2 separate regions of the Mus musculus genome follow, and region 2 is linked to region 1. The links are chromatin loops, found by intact Hi-C in ENCODE. Cell type or tissue: heart. All regions are shown on one strand.

What was found. A loop is a pair of places that touch in the nucleus more often than their neighbours do. Peaks named below come from ENCODE experiments on the same cell type or tissue, not always from the same donor. Only the 100,000 strongest peaks of a DNase experiment are listed, where the experiment ranks them.
Region 2: it touches region 1 in a loop (4-fold over the local background); 2 of 42 quality-filtered maps call a loop at or near these places.

What each region holds. Positions count from the first base shown.
Region 1 is chr9:111,741,443-111,749,442 of GRCm38, forward strand. No RefSeq gene overlaps it. Among named protein-coding and RNA genes, the nearest start is that of Stac, 55 kb to the left of the region's middle. In heart, a CTCF peak has its summit at 3,955 (motif pointing left); no DNase peak of the experiment used is centred here.
Region 2 is chr9:111,915,084-111,923,083 of GRCm38, forward strand. It overlaps 4930545L08Rik (RIKEN cDNA 4930545L08 gene), which reads right to left and starts at 3,646. Exons shown (of 2, transcript NR_166641.1): 1 at 3,206-3,646. In heart, CTCF peaks have their summits at 2,313 (motif pointing left) and 3,684 (motif pointing left); no DNase peak of the experiment used is centred here.

The DNA.
Region 1 (8,000 bases):
ACACATTTTGTTAACTGCCAAATAGTCACTCATTTCTCATGAAAAGAAGTTGCTGTCAGATTATATTTGTTAATATTTTCATGATCACTTCTGCACCAATATTCAGAAATTTGCTTTTATAATTTTATAATATTATATTATGCATCATGTACTGCTTCTGACAGGTGCTGTTTGTATTTTGGAAATTTTTTTTTGTTTCGCTATCTTCCTTAATTTTCTAATTATTTACAGCTTGAAAATGTTAGTGGCTTTTAATTTACACTATCTGTCGCAGTTACATTTCTAAGGCTGGTGCACAGCACCCAGGAAGCAGAGGTAGGGGGATCTCTGTGAGTTCAAGGCCACCCTGGTCTACACAGAGAGTTCTAGGCCAGCCAGAGCTACATGTAACATCTTGTCTAAAAAAAATACAGGTAATGCCATTAAAATGAATATATCTAGGTACTCAGAACTCTGAGTTAGTTAAATGAGCACCATTAGAATTTAGAAACCATCTTTCCCCAATTTTATCTCATTTCTGTCCCTTTTGTACTGTGATTTTAACACATACATTTCTACATTTAGGTTAAATATTGGTCAGGTTTTTTTCTGTCTTTGTTTTATATACCTGGAATGACATTGGATATATTATTCTGAAATTGTCTTACTATAATTTCATCTGTGCTGATGTGGTCATTATTTTTCACATACACCTTGACTTGCCAATACTTCTTGCTCTTGAGGGATATGTAGGTGGTTTTCAGTCTTTCTTTCTTGTGTAGGTTCATGTGTGTGCTCATGTCTCTGTGTGGTTGTACATGCACCTACATATGTGTGGCGGCCTGAAGTCAATGCCATGTGTATTTCTTAGTTACTCTCCACCTAATTTTTTTTGTGACAATCTCACACTGAATCTGTAGCAATCTTATCCAGGAAGACTGGCTGGACAGCAAGCCCCAGGGATGCACTTGTTTCTGCCTCCCCAGCATGGGGATAATACAATGACCAGCCTTTTATGTGGATTCTAGGGCACTGGAGTCATGCTTGCGTGGCGAGCGTTATACTCATTGAGCCATTTTTTCAACCCCAAATGCCCATTTTAAAGAGCTGTATGTATATGTATGTATGTATGTGTGTGTGTGTGTGTATACATTCACTTAATATCTCATCTTCAAGAGATCTGAGCCATCCCCTACCCCCAACCTTTTACCCACTGAACATCTCCCCATCCAACCCATCTTACCCACTGTGCCGTCTCCTCAGCTTCCAAGGTGCTTTTTTTTAATGTCCTTATTTGAAAACAGGGGAAATGTAATTTTGCATTTATAGTGTCTTGCACTCAGGGTGACACACTGGACACCAGCTCACACTCTGGTGACATGCTGGACAGCAGCTGTGATGTACTGATGTGCGTTGGTAGAACAGAAGTGGCATGCTCTCTCTGATCTCCCACAGCTGTGTGGCAGCATGCTCTGGCAGAGCTGATGCAAGAAAATGAATCTTATCCATAAGACTCAAAAACCATCATTCAATGAGAGGACACCTCGCTACAAAGATTATATGGAAAGTTTTTACTTCTGCAAGAGCGAATCACTACTCTCTGTGCCTAGAGGATGCTGTGAAGGACAGTCTATGGTTTTATATAACTTGGTAAATAACAGCCATGAATTAACACGGGAAATCTGGAACTGTAAAAGGACCTGCAGTTCTGTTATTCACAACATACTTATAGGCTGGCTGGCCTGATAGCCCGGCAGGTAAAGGTGGCGCTTGCCACCAAGCCTGATGATCTGAGTTTGATCCCTGGAACCCACATAATGGAAGGAGAGAACAGATCTCACATCTTCTTGTCTGACCTCCATACACACACTGCGGCTTGCACACACCCACACGTATGCATACACATATGCTTAAGGAAAGTGTGTGTGGTGTAAGTGTAGAAGTTGTCAAATTTTCAAAAGAATATATGAACACGCCCATGCAATGAGCACCTGGATGGAGAAGCGCAGACTATGCCTCTAACCCCTTTTTGGGCTCTGTTCCAGATGCTAGCCCACGTCCTCCACACTCCACCACTCTCCTGACTTTTAACAGTGCACATTAGTACTGGCTCTTGGCCCTTTCTATAAACTGTACGTGCCTTTTGTGTCTGGTTTCTCTCATATTTCTTCAGGGGTGCTGTTCCTATTGTTTTATGTAGTTAACGACTCTGGTAACATTATTAGCACACACACAAGAATTTTCTAGGGCTGTATATATTGAGATATGCTTCACATTTGGATCTATACTATATACAAAAAAAACCCCACAAGTTTTTGTATTATTCTAGATGTATGACTGTTCAAGTTTTATTTCTGGTCTTGTGATAAAACATTCTAACAAAAAGCAATTTACTAGAGAAAAGGTTTAGCTTAGCTTACAATTCCAGGTTATAGTCTATAACTACAGAGAAATCACAGTGGCAGAAGCTTGAAGCAGTTATCTATATCATGCCCACAGTTAAGGTCTTGAAGGAAGACATACATGCATTGTGTGCTGGCTTGCTGGGTTGTGCTCAGCTGTATTTCTTGAATTTTATACATTTGAAGACCCCCCCCCCCCCCCCGCCAAGGGAATGGTGCCACTCACAGTGGGCTGAGTCTTCTCACATTACTTAACTTAATTAATCCAACACCTCATAGACACACCCACAGGCCAGCCCAATGTAAACATTGGACACATTGAGACTCTCTTCCCAGGTGACTCAAGATCAGTGGTTCACAACCTGTAGATTCCAACCCCTTTGGTCAAACCAACCTTTCACAAAGGTTGCAATATAAGATATCCTGCCTGTCAAATATCAGTTCATAACAGCAGCAAAACTACACTTGTGAAGTAACAATGAAATAATTTAATGGCTGGGAGTCACCACAGCATGAGGAGTTGTATTAAAGGGTCACAGCTTTAGGAAGGTTGGGAACCACTGTTCTAGGTGACGTCAAGTTGACGATTGCAGCTAGCTATCACAATGACTATATCTTCTTCCATACCTATTCTTCAGTCATACATTAAACGGTTCCTCGATTTATTTTGACTCTTCAATACATATACCCTTCTTGCTCTCAGTGGACTTAGTTACTGACACACTCACAAGGCTCCTTATGCTGCCTTTATTTTAATGTGCCCCTTTATTGATTCTAAACTACAAATCTGAACATATCACTTGTTTGTAATCTTTGATAAAATCTTGTTCCAAAAGTGTTGTCTTAGTTAGGGTTTTTACTGCTGTGAATAGATACCATGACCAAGGCGACTCTTATAAGGACAACATTTATTTGGGGCTGACTTACAGGTCCAGAGGTTCAGTTCATTATTGTCAAGGTAGGAGCATGGCAGCATCCAGGCAGGCATAGCGCAGGCAGAGCTGAGAGTTCTACATCTTCATCTGAAGGTTGCTAGTGGAAGACTAACTTCCAGGCAGCTAGGATGAGGGTCTTAAGCTCACACCCATAGTGACACACCTACTCTAATAAGGTCACACCTTCTAATAGTGCCAATCCCTGGGCCAAGCATATACAAACCATCACAAGTATATAAAGTTAATATTTTTCAAATCTGCATCTTTGCGTATTAAACACAAAGACTATGAGAAATTGAAAATCAGGCCATGTATATGTTCAGGTGTTACACACATGTGTCTCCATCTCCCCGATGCTTGGATTACAAACTGACACCACTTCACCTGGCTTTTCACATGGATTACGGATTGAGCTGAGGTCTTCCTACTTGTGCAACAAGAGCTTTATTCAGTGAGCCATTCTCTCGGGCCTCTGTAGCAAAACTAAGGCATGTTTGAAAGTTTTATGTAGTTTGCAAAGACATCTCAATAGGACAGTAGAATAAGGAGATGAGAAAGGCAAGCAGTCAGTTCCAAGATCACTCTCTGGAACTGTCTCCACCCCAGAGGGAGAGCTGGCAACCCCTGCTGGCAGCAGCTTTCATGCACTGGGGCATGGCCAGCAGCAGGAACATCTCTTGCTCCCAAGGGATAACATAGGAATCAGTTAATGAAGCGGCTATAAAAAGAATCCCACGAGGTGAGCAGGTCACAGGTACTGATGCTGGTTGACATGGGAATAAATTAAAGCTAAAAATTAGCACTTACAAGACAAAAAAACCCTGATTTGCCAGAACCCTGAGAGCTGGCTAAGTGGCTTTGGCAACAAAGCCTCTGCTTTTAGCTGCTCTGGGAGAAAGTTAACCCCTTCACATGAGACCAGACTCCAAATGGAGCCTTTTACACAACTCTACAAGTGAAACAAAGGAATCAGAATAATAGTAGTGGATGACTGAAAATTTGTAAACATTACAGATAAAAGCAATTTATGACCAGAAGTACTTCCATTTCTAAAGTGCTTTCTGGGAAAGTGTAAAGACTTAAGTTAGATCCTCACGGAGTAAGAAAGTGAAAGCCCTTACATGGGAAGGCTAAGGCCAGCACAGGTGAGCTGTTAATCGCCCAGAGGATCCTGGGAAGGCCCTTGGGTATGCTTGGTTTGTTTATTGCAGTGGCAAAGGGGAAGGGATGCCTTTGAATTGGGTACTGAGAAATCGTCACCAAGAGCCTTCATTCTGGCTTTCCTGAATCTGAATCCAAGTCTCAGTCCTGGGATGCAGGTGTTTCTCTGCTTTTAATTGTCCACCCTTACAAGTAAGGATTATCTTCAGACTTGAGGGTGCCCTGAGGATTACAGAACCATGCCAAATTATTGTTTGTAGGAACAGATTGCTCTTCTTTTTTTTCTTAAATCCAATTATGGGTAACTCTGCTCACCAAGTATGTAACTTTTCCCACCCGAGAGGAAGCCCGTGTCTGCTTATCCCTTGAATCTGTCTGGGCATGGACTTTTTGATTCATAGAAAGAGGAGACAGTGGCATTGTGCCAGGCCAGGCCTCGCTCCCCAGGGACCTTGCAAGGTCCACAAGTTGGCTGACATCGGCTAGGTTATCTGATGGAGCTGGCATTGCAGAGAGAACACGGCATCATCATCAATGTCTTGAGCCATGGCCAGAGGGGTGAGCCAAGGATCAGGCCTGGGCCACTCCATGTATTCCCCAAATTTTCTGCCATTCTGTTTGTGAATTTCGAGGCACTTCAAAATTATTTCATATTCTTCAGGGTGCCTGGTCACGTTCAAGGCAGGAGGCTGATGTCCTCCTGGGAGCGGTTCTCAGTGGGACTAATGCATATAAAGTGGGTGAATTAGGGACCTGGTTCCTGCACTGATGGATGGGAAGACTTGTGGCAACATCTTTGGATTCTGGAACTTCGCTCTCTGACCATCATGAAGGGACAGAGTCTCCAGGGTCCCTTTGCGTAGGACGAGGAACACTCCCAGGAGCTCCTTTTGAATGTCACTGTCTCGTTTCCCTGCTTACCAAGTCAGCGTGCCTCTCTGTTACACCGAGAAGTGATTGCTACCCCCATATTTACATAGTTTCATTTAGCTTTAATTGCACTAGTTACTCGTATACCAGACATTCACCTTTAGTATACACAGGAGAGTTCCGATTTATAAAAATTCACTTATATTGCAGTATTTGAAATACAAACGTTATTAACGGTGTTATCAGTGTGTGTGAGAGAAAGGGAGGAGTCTTATATATCTTATAAGTACTCACTATGTAGCTAGCCCCCTCCTCCTGTCTCCAACTCTTGAGTGGTGGTATTTACAGGTATGAGGCACCATGTCAGGGATTACATGGTGCTGCTGATAAAACCCAGGTCTTCAGTCATACTAGACAATCACTCCACTTTACCAACTGAATCTCATCCTCAGCCTTCCTCCATATATGAATATCTTCAAAACTAGGACAGTAATGAGTCTACTGCTCTACATATGGATTCTTTTTATGACAGTATATCTACGTTTATCTAAAAGTCAAATTGGCCCTGCATAGAATCTATGTATGCCCATGATTTATTGATTTTCCCATCTAACATGACACACATGGGCTATTACTTTTACTCAATAATGCTACAGCCAAAACAAAATTTCCTCAATTTTAGAAATTAATTCTTTTGTAAAGTAGATCACTGAGAAGGATACTGTCTGATGAGGAATAATGTCCAGAGAACAACAACAAAATCAGACTATACTTTTAGATGCTTCATTTTGGAGACATTTGTTAGTCACCATTTCCTAAATTCATGGGACACTGTAAATTCTAAAGACATGAGCAGCCGCTAGACCCCCCACTGAAACTAATTAAAGCCAGGGTCTCCAGGGCAGTCTCCAGATGCATTGCTTGGTAGAAGCTTGCAGAGCAAGTTTCTGACTAGTGTATTTGTTTATTGACCCAATTAGAAAAGTACCAGAAATAAAGCACTTTCCAAACCCTGCTCCCATTAGCTGCAGACGATGAACAGTTACAACTCCAAAGCACACTCCAAGAGCAGTAAAAGTGGATGTCTGGAGACATACCCTCCTGTTTTATTTCCAGAGTTCTATCAGAATGTTATTTTAGCCTTAGGAGAAAATTCAAGACCCATAATAAACAGAAGCAGGGACTGGGGGTTGGGAGAGAGAGAGAGAGAGAGAGAGAGAGAGAGAGAGAGAGAGAGAGAGAGAGAGAGAGAGAGAGAGAGATATCAGCAGTAACTTCCCTTACAGATGACCTGGCCTGGGTTCAGTCTCCAGCACCCATACTGTAGCTCACAACCATTTGTAATTCCAGTTTTAAAGAATCCAATGCCCTCTTCTGACTCCCTTCAGCACTGCATGTATATGGTGTATATTGTATACATGAATGCAAAATACTTATATGCAACAAAGAAAGAGAGAAAGAAGGGAGGGAAGGTGGGAGGGTAGGAGAGAGGGAGGGAGGGAGGGAGGGAGAGAGGGCAGAAGTACACTGGAGGGAAGCCACAGAACCTGGTCACACACAGGCAGTGATATGAGCACATGGCACACTTGCTTCTCCAACTCCTGCAAGCGCTCTCCTTCCACACTTTAAACACATTTCCCTGACACCAAAGAGACCTGTCTATCTCATACACATCTTGCCAGTCAGCCTTTGGGTCAGTTGTGAGTTAGAATATATATACTCATCTCTCTTGTCTATCTTTCTCATTGACTTGAGGGGTCTTTGTGGTCCAGATCTGTGTAACATAGGTTTGACTGCGCTGGATACATAAGAAGAGCGGTCACTGCTGGTTGTGCATTGTGTATTGAATTAAACATGTGTGGTTCAGTAGTTAGTGAGACTCTTGTTGTTGCCTTTCTCTTCTTGGTTACTGTCAAGGAAAAAGAGATCATGTTTCTCTGTGCAGGGTTGTGTTTGCAATGTAGGGAATACGTGTTAAACCATCATTTTTTCCTTCTGGGTGATCATATGAAAACTAAGTGTTGGTACTTTAGATGCTGAAGTCAGAAAAGTATGGAACAACAGTCATATGTAAGGTTTCCAGCCTGCAGCTAGTAGGGCAAGTTACATGTCTGAGTTTCTGGAATGGAGGATGCTTAGTTTGGATAGCAGGGCATTGTCAAGCCTTCATGAATTGAATGACAACAGACTTGGATTATGATACTCTCAGAGGAAGGGGAGAAAGTTCATGGGGAAAGCTGAGTTTGGAAGTTGAGGCAAGTAAGGAGAAGGTCTGAGCGCCCCTGGAGGGAAGGTGACTCCAAACTTGACAAAGATGACCTTGTTCCAAGTGCATCCAGAAACAGCAGAGAACTGGACCTGAAGACACCACTCTATCTGTGACTGTAGTCATCTCAGTAGATGTATGTGCTGCAGATTAGAGAGTTCCTGATGTCTGGGACTCACCAGCTATTTGTGATCCTTGAAGGCAAACAGCACCTCTGATCACTATTGCTGTTGAGCCTAAAACCCATTCAATGATGTGTGTTCAATAGCCACTAGACTGATTTAGGCAGCCAGGGCACAGGTCACTGTGTAAGAAATGAGACCCAAGAAAGTCTGGCTTCCTTCAGCCCCTTTGAAAGGACCGGTGATGTCTTTCTAAATGCTCAAT
Region 2 (8,000 bases), 170 kb after region 1:
TTACACATCCATGGTAAGATGTTCAAGTTTAGAGTTTCTCATTCAGAATGACTTCACGTGTGCTTTTCACCTGTGTGCAGAGTTTTCCATAAGCGCAGTCATGATAGAAACAGAAAGCGTTTTGTTTTGTTTCTTTTGTTTGTTTGTTTGTTTGTTGTTTTTTTAACATCTTTTGTCAGTCTTCTCCCAGCTCTCTTCTCAGGACTGGCAAATGACTCAGTGGGTAAAATGTTTCCTGTGCAAGCAGGAGATCTGACATGGAATTCACCGAACCCACAGAAATACCAGACCTTGTGGCATATGCGTCTGTAATCTCAGATGGGGATGAGCTGCTGGGAGGGGAGGAGAAACAGGTTCCCTGGAAGCTCACAGGCCAGCTGGCTGGTGGTGACTCAAAACAGGAGGCTATCTCAAAGGAGGGAGAAAGCGAAGACCAACACTGGCGGTCTACCACACACTGTAGCGTTTGCACACACACACACACACACACACACACACACACACACACACACAGATACCTACACACACATGCACTAACACATGATAAAATAAATAGCTTTTGGTAATGATTGTAGCACTATATTTACATAGCTAATCACACCAGGATCAGCTCCTGGTGTGACTCTTTAAGGACAAATGAATAACACGTTTTTACCTTAACTTTAAGATTCTCTGTCTTTTAATGGAAGCACCTGCACTGCCCTCTGTGTAACAGGGGGAAGTTGGGCGCGTGGTATCTTATACACTGAGTTTTGACAGAAACTCTTGTACAGTGATGTGAAAGCCTAAATGAAGTATGGAGGAACCAAGACTACAACCAAGGAGAATGGAGACGTTGTGGCCTGTTATCACCACTTTTATGAAGCTGGAGAAAAGTCATTATAGATCACCTTGTCACATAGAAAAGAACCTTTTGTATTTCCAAAACAACAACAAAAACCCTTAATTTTTCTATTGAGTTGGAAATGAACCCCACATGTAAGCACTCTCTTCAGAGATTAAGCAGAAACTAGCTCATATTTCCATAGGATCTAAAGCACAATAGTAACACCTTTTCCACAAGGACCTCCTAAAACTAGCAACTTTTTACTGGTGTTTTATACAACTTAGTTGTGACCAAAGATAATCCAAGTTATAATGTAATCCACTACATTATATAATGGAATCCAATCCATTATAGGCCGCCATCTACGGGAGCTGTCGTGACAGTCACTGCAAGTGGGGCTTCTCATCAGAGCAGGAACATGGTGACACATGTTCCTAAGACACAAAACACTTGGGTTTTTTTTTTAACCCTTAAAGGTTTATTTCAGTGTGTGTGTGTGTGTGTGTGTGTGAGAGAGAGAGAGAGAGAGAGAGAGAGAGAGAGAGAGAGAGAGAGAGTCAGTCTACAGGCCCATGTAGGTACCCAGGGAGGCCAGAAGAGAAAGTAGAATGACTAGCGGTCGGAATTACATGCAATTGTGAATTGCCGGATGTGGGTGCTGGGAACATCACGCTGGTCCTCTGCCAGAGCAGCAAGTGCTCTTAACCACTGAAGCATGGAGCACTTCCTCCACACAGAGGGCGATGGGTGTACACATACTGTATTGACCTTAAATTCCCCATCCAGACTCCAATCAAAATGCCCTCCTCAGCACTCCAAGAATCAGGAACAACTACAGGGGAGTGGTAGTGTACAGTTTCCTCTGGACACAGAAATTTGGGAGAAAGTCAACAAAGCAGGCATCTTGCCTTCGCTGCCACAAGGCTATCCGTTAGCAAAGGCCAGCCTCTGAGGTACCCTCCACAGTGTCTCCCACGTGACCCCGCGCACCCTGCAAGGCCAACCCCCTGGCAGGGCATCTTCTGTCTCCAGGCTTCCCTCTGGTGGCTGGCATGACCCTTCTTCTATCCACGGGTAGATTTTTCCTTCTCCTCTTGTCAGCCCAAAGCTCTCCTATGTATCCTTCAGAATCCAGGCTACATTTCTTTTTGTCTCACATCATCCCGTGCCAGTGCTGATCCAGGGACAGGGGAATCCCTCTCCCCACCGCCTCCCACTTCACACACAAACTTCAGATCACTATCAGTCTTCTTTGTAGGAGGCTTTGACTCAGTTTTACATTGCAGAGTTCTCATCTTCTGAGCAATCAAGGGGAACTATGACACTGTATAAGCATGTAAGCATCTTTCTGGCGCTGTAAACCGATGCGCCTTTGTCGTCGTTGGCCATTCCCCTTCTGCTGCTGTTTAAACAAGACCCCAAGCAACTGCTTCAGACCGCCCTAAGCCGGGATGAATAAAAGGGGAACACTGCCCTCTGGAGGCTGCAAAGAGAAGAGGGCTTCGTGTTTGGTCTCTAAAGGAAAGAAAGTAGCATCCTATTTCACAAACTCAAAGGCAGGCAGGTGAGCTTCCATGAGCACCGCTAGAGATGGAGTCATCTGTCCACAGGGGATATATTTTTAAGAATCTGAGAGAAATCAGAGACATAATTTTGAAATGAGCAAGTGAAGGTCATTCCTGAGACTCCAGTTGTCTACTGGGAGTCCCTAATGCTCGAGGTACCTCATGTTTGATGTAAGGTGTTTTGCTGGAGAGGGTAATTCTATGTATGTGGAAGAAATGCAAAAACCGATCCAAACCAAGCCAAACCAAACAAACCAACCAAAAAAAAAAAAAATAAAAAAAAAAAATAAAAAGAAGAAAAAGAAGAAGAAGAAGAAGAAGAAATGAAACAAAACAAGAACCCAATAAGAACCCAATTAGTCCGTGTGGTGGTGCAAGTCTTCAGTCTTAGCATTCAGGAGACAAAATTGAGATGATTAGGAGTTCAAAGCCAGTCTCATCCATTTAATGAGTTCAAGGCTAGGTTGTTCACAGAGATACCCCCCTCCCATACACACAATTCAGAAAAAAAAAGTACCAACCAACAACTCTATGCTATATATTTCTTAATATTTTTGACACAAAGAGTAATGCCTAAAATTCATTTCCCTCTATAACATTGTAAGGGAGTTAACCAATAAAACACTTTTTGTTGGGGGTTGGTAGATTGTAAGAACTCATTAGTCTCCCTGTGGTTAAACCCTAGGGCAAAGAAAATAAATAAAGTTAAATTAAATTAAAACAGTTTTCTATTGGTTAAAAAGAATAAAAAGGGAAAATGGAAGACAAGCACCCACCTGGAACAAGACGGAGAAACAAAATGGCGGTTATTTACCTGAAAGAGAAGAGCCAGGGAACAGGCAAGAGTGGGTGGGTATCCTGGAGCCTCTGCAAGCCCACAGGCAGTTAGAAGAGTTTGAATGGAAGCTGCGCAGACAGAAATTCCAAGTGAGGCTGTTAACTGTGAGTAGCAGAGAAAGTCAGCACTTTCCATTTCCATGGGTGTGCCTTCACAGGCATGTGTACACACACCTGCAAGTGCAGGGCATGGTGGGTGGCCTGCCCCATAGTTGCTTCTTAGTGAGTCGCCCAAGTTCATCCTGGAATCTCCAGTTCAGGAACTCAGAGCTTCCGTCTCAATATTTTTAACGTTTCAAACTCGCGATGCAAGTCTGTAAGTACCAACCCTCCCCTGCTTGGAACTTCCTACCATAGACATCCCATACATCAGGACCCTGTTTTCATCTGGTCCAGTGCAGGATGCTGAGCTGTGCTTGAGGCGCCGGCGCTGGAGCTGGTGGAGAGCGCCACCTGCTGTCGCTCGTTGTGCCTTGTGTGCTGTGTGTTCCAGAGCTTCCGCCACTTGGACATAGCTTTCCTCAAGATAGTCTTGGTTCTTTTGGGTCATTTTGCCCAAATGCAAACGCATTTGCATTGTGGAGGGTGATGATAACCGAGAGAAAAACCTCAAATGAAACACAGTTTCTGCATGTTTAACCCACAGTAAAGGAGAGGAAAAGAAAAACTGGCCAGCTTCTTCTTCTTCTTTTTTTTTTTTTTTTTTTTTTTTGAGACAATTTTACAAGGTCAGTTAGAGAATTCAATTCTGTGCCCCAGGAAAAGCATCTAAAAGCCATTCTCCCGGCTTTATAAGATAAACGAGTTGGAATAGCATCGATATTGAACACTCTCAAATTAGCAAACAGCTTCGTCCCTGGCTCATACAGGGAACCCATTCAGTCAGCTTGACTGTAAAATTCTCCAGCATTGGTTTCAGCCCCATGGACCCCCCCTTGCCACCCCCACACACTGTGCTCCACTTCTGTTTGCAAAGGGAGGCTAGAGGAGGGGGAAATGAAAGAGGCGTAGGTTTAGAAGACCCACTAAATACAGAAGGTGGGGTCTCTAGTACCACACACATCTCTTTAATGTGATTGATTGGAGGGAAACCCTTCTTATATTTTTGGTTGTGAGCCTAGCCTTTAATGGCTGATCCATCTCTCCAGCCTGGGGTAAGCATTCTTGACAACAACCCAATGTGTGTGTGTGTGGGGGGGGGGGGGTGTGTGTCTTATTTTCTTCTGATCCCTGGCTTTCTCAGCAGTCTTTACTCACACACCACCTTTGCAGCTATAATTATACAAGGCACCCTGTAATGTGAGTCAAAATGCGCTGCACTGGAAATCTGAAGAGCTGGGCTTAGTTTTAGTGCTTTACAGCAACTGCAGAAGTGGCCTCAAGGTGCTAAAATTCCCCCCTAGATTCCAGTTATTTCACAGGTAAGAAAGGTATGTACTTTGGTGGCCAAAACCGTATCTGACCTTGGAGGCATGTCATGTATTGTGACCATAAGAACGCCCATTAATAAGACTACATTTTTAGAATAGTATAATTAAAAGGAATAATTTGTAAAGGTGATTTAGCCTTCGGAATCCCCAGTTGACAGAAGCAGTGGGCACGCTACTGTATTGTTATCATCACTCCTTAAGATGATGGCATAGAATTTTGTTGGGTAGCCTGAGAGAATTGCATCTGAGTGTGTGACTAACAAGAGTTCAAGTTTAAAGCACAATTCGTGTGAAATATCCAACAGAGAAGATAGCTTCATTTCACAATCATGCTGGTATCTTGAGTTGAATTACCACTCTCAAAAATTATCATCGTAAGCCACAGAGATCGGGGCTTTGTATCTGTGCCAGTAACAAGTTATTTAGTCTGGAATCAGCTAAGGCTGCCTTATGTTGGCCCTCATACTGCAATGCAGACATCTGTTTAGGGAAGCTGATGTGTGTAGCTATCCTATTTTTTATTTGTGTAGTATATTTTGAAAAAAAAATTGGTTTAGAAATCTTTTTACATGTATTATTTACTGTGTGCCTGTGAGTGAAGTGGAAATGTAAGGGTTCTTTGTAAAATCGGCTGGATGGTGTTTTGTTTGAGAAAACACATGAAGGAACATTTTGCTGAAGCAGACACAGGAGAGAGGATGTGCTGCTCAAACAAGCATGTGAAAGGAAACGTGATGAAAGATGCTGTGCTAATGACACACGTTTATTGTTCTGCCTTACAATGAGCAGTTGAACTGCGTTTGTCAGGATGCCATAGAGAGAAATGACCACAATCTTCTGGCGGTGTACTGCAGTTTCTTGCTGCTTCCCCGGACTTGGGCTCATTGAATGCACATGCAAGGCACGTGGAGGACACCTGATGTTTGGAGGGTATAAGTAGGACTCCATGGAGTGATGAAAACAGAGAGCTTGGTTTGCCGGTACAGCTAGCTGTCAATGCTGTAGGTCTTGCATCTTCAGTGATCATCCTTTCCCTGAAAGAGGCACAGCTGAGAACTTCTCCTGGTGTTCCTGCTGGTCCCTCCTGCTGACTTAAGCTGAGACTGAAGCCTGGCTGTCTCTGCTAGGTTGTGTCACCGATGTTACCAACTCTACCAAATTGGACTGTGGTATATCTGTGAAGTGTTTGAGAGTGGATGAAGCTGCCACTGCCTGCTAACCTGTGAAGTGAACTGCGGATTTTCAGACAACATAGACAGGAGTTGCTCCAAAGAACAACTAAACAGGCCCACTTTCCCCTTATCCTTCCTTTTCCACTACCTTCAGTGGGTGGTGGGTTACAAGGAAGGTTAAAGGACCATCATTAAACATAGGGTTTGAAAAAATTAAGGTTACATACCATGGAGTGTTTGTGGACATCAGAGGACAGCTTATAGGAGTCAGTTCTCCCTGTCACCAGGTGGGTCTTAGTTGATTGACTTCAGGTTGTCAGACTTGGCAGCAAGTGTCCCTAACCACTGGGCCATCTCATTATCCCTACAAATATTTTTTTTAAAAAAATTAATGTCTTTAAGGTTGAGAGCAATGGTAATATTATTTCCCAAGTAATTTATAATTTCCCAAAGAGTACAAACTGAATATTTGCATATCCAAGTATAGTCAATGATATAACAATGATTATCTTGAGTTAAAAACAAATACGGAAGCAATGACAAAAATCCACACCCACCCAGTCTGTAGGGCATTGTGAGACAACAATTTCCATAAAATCAGCATGGTTCAAGTAACTAGACAGTGTGACCATAACTGCCTTTCATTCTTTCCCAGTTCTCTTAACTTCCTTTAGGGATCAAATCACTAAATTTGAGGCGAAATGATATTAAAATAAGACCAGAAAGGCATCTGAAATGCTTAATGATGTGCCAGAATGCACTCATGGCTCTTTCTTTCCTTTTTATCTCCCCTCTCCTGTTGGGGTCATTTTGTCCCCGCCACTGAATCACGAGCTTCCGGACACTAGGCAATGCATTCAGGGAGTGTAAAAAAGTTAGACCCTCAGTGGCACTGGCAACTCATCTCTTACTCCCCTCGGTGCTTTCTCACAGCTAGCCCCTTCCATTGCCCCAAAACCTCAGACTCAGTAAAAGGATGTATCCATTCTTCTTCTAAGTCCATCCCAGCGTATCTTTCTGCTTCTGGATGGCCTTTTTTTCCCAAAGGGACTATAAGCACAGCCATCGCAAACCCGTCATAGGATGCTTTGGATAGCAATTTTCACCTTTCCTTCCGCTTCACTCATGTATCCCAATCTCCACATCAGGACCATTTGCACTGCTTTGCATGGCTCATCCACTAGAAATAGCATGCTGCCTATCTAGTGAGGTCGTGACAGTTATAAAATCCCGCAAATACTCTCCCCGGTGTGCTGTAGCACTTCAGGCTCTGGTTTAATTGGTGATGCCTTATAAAGGTTACTGGGTTTGCGTTAGCTTCTAAAAATAAACAAGACTATTCAGTTAAGTCTAACTTTTTCTTATTAACTTACCAACTATCAAGAGACTTGGGTCCACTATGTGAAGCTGAAGGCAACTTTGAAGTCTGACATTTTAAATAAAAACAAAATCTATTTTCTATTTCCCAAACCAGCTAGAACATCTTTTATGTGGAAAGGTCAGTTTTTAAAATGGTCTGATAACTTGCCAGCTGTTGAACTATCAGAAAGGAAAAAAATTATTTAGAAATATGTATTCCATCCAAGTACAGAGTAAGTAGCAATTTTGATATTTAGTATACCATCCAGAATATTCTCTTAAGGAAAAACTCTTAAGGCAAAGCCTACTTTTCGCTTGTTTTGTATTTTCTTGAGTTTCTTTAGGGAATCCAATTACTTAAACTTGGTGCAAAAAGCATTAATTATATCAAAGTAAAATAAAGTATATAAGATATTTATTGATGGCCTAGGATGTATTCATGAGTTTCACTTGCCTTTTTTGGTCCTCTTTTCTGTTTGTTTTTGATTTTTAAGATCTATTTTATTTTATATGTAAGAGCATTCTGCCTGCATGTGTGTGAGTGTGTACTATACACGTTTGCATTGCCTGATGTAGGTCAAAAGGGACTTCCATCTCCTGAAACTGGAGTTACAAACAGTTGTGAATCACTATGTGGACGCTAGGATGCAAACTGGGATTCTCTGGAGGAGGAGCCAGTGCTCTTCAAGGCTGCCAGAGAACTTGCTGATTTTTCCTAGGACCTCATTTTGGTTCCAATACCTACCTGTCATTCAACTACAGGGTATCCAACACCCTCTTGTGGTATCCTCACTTAAACACGCACACACAC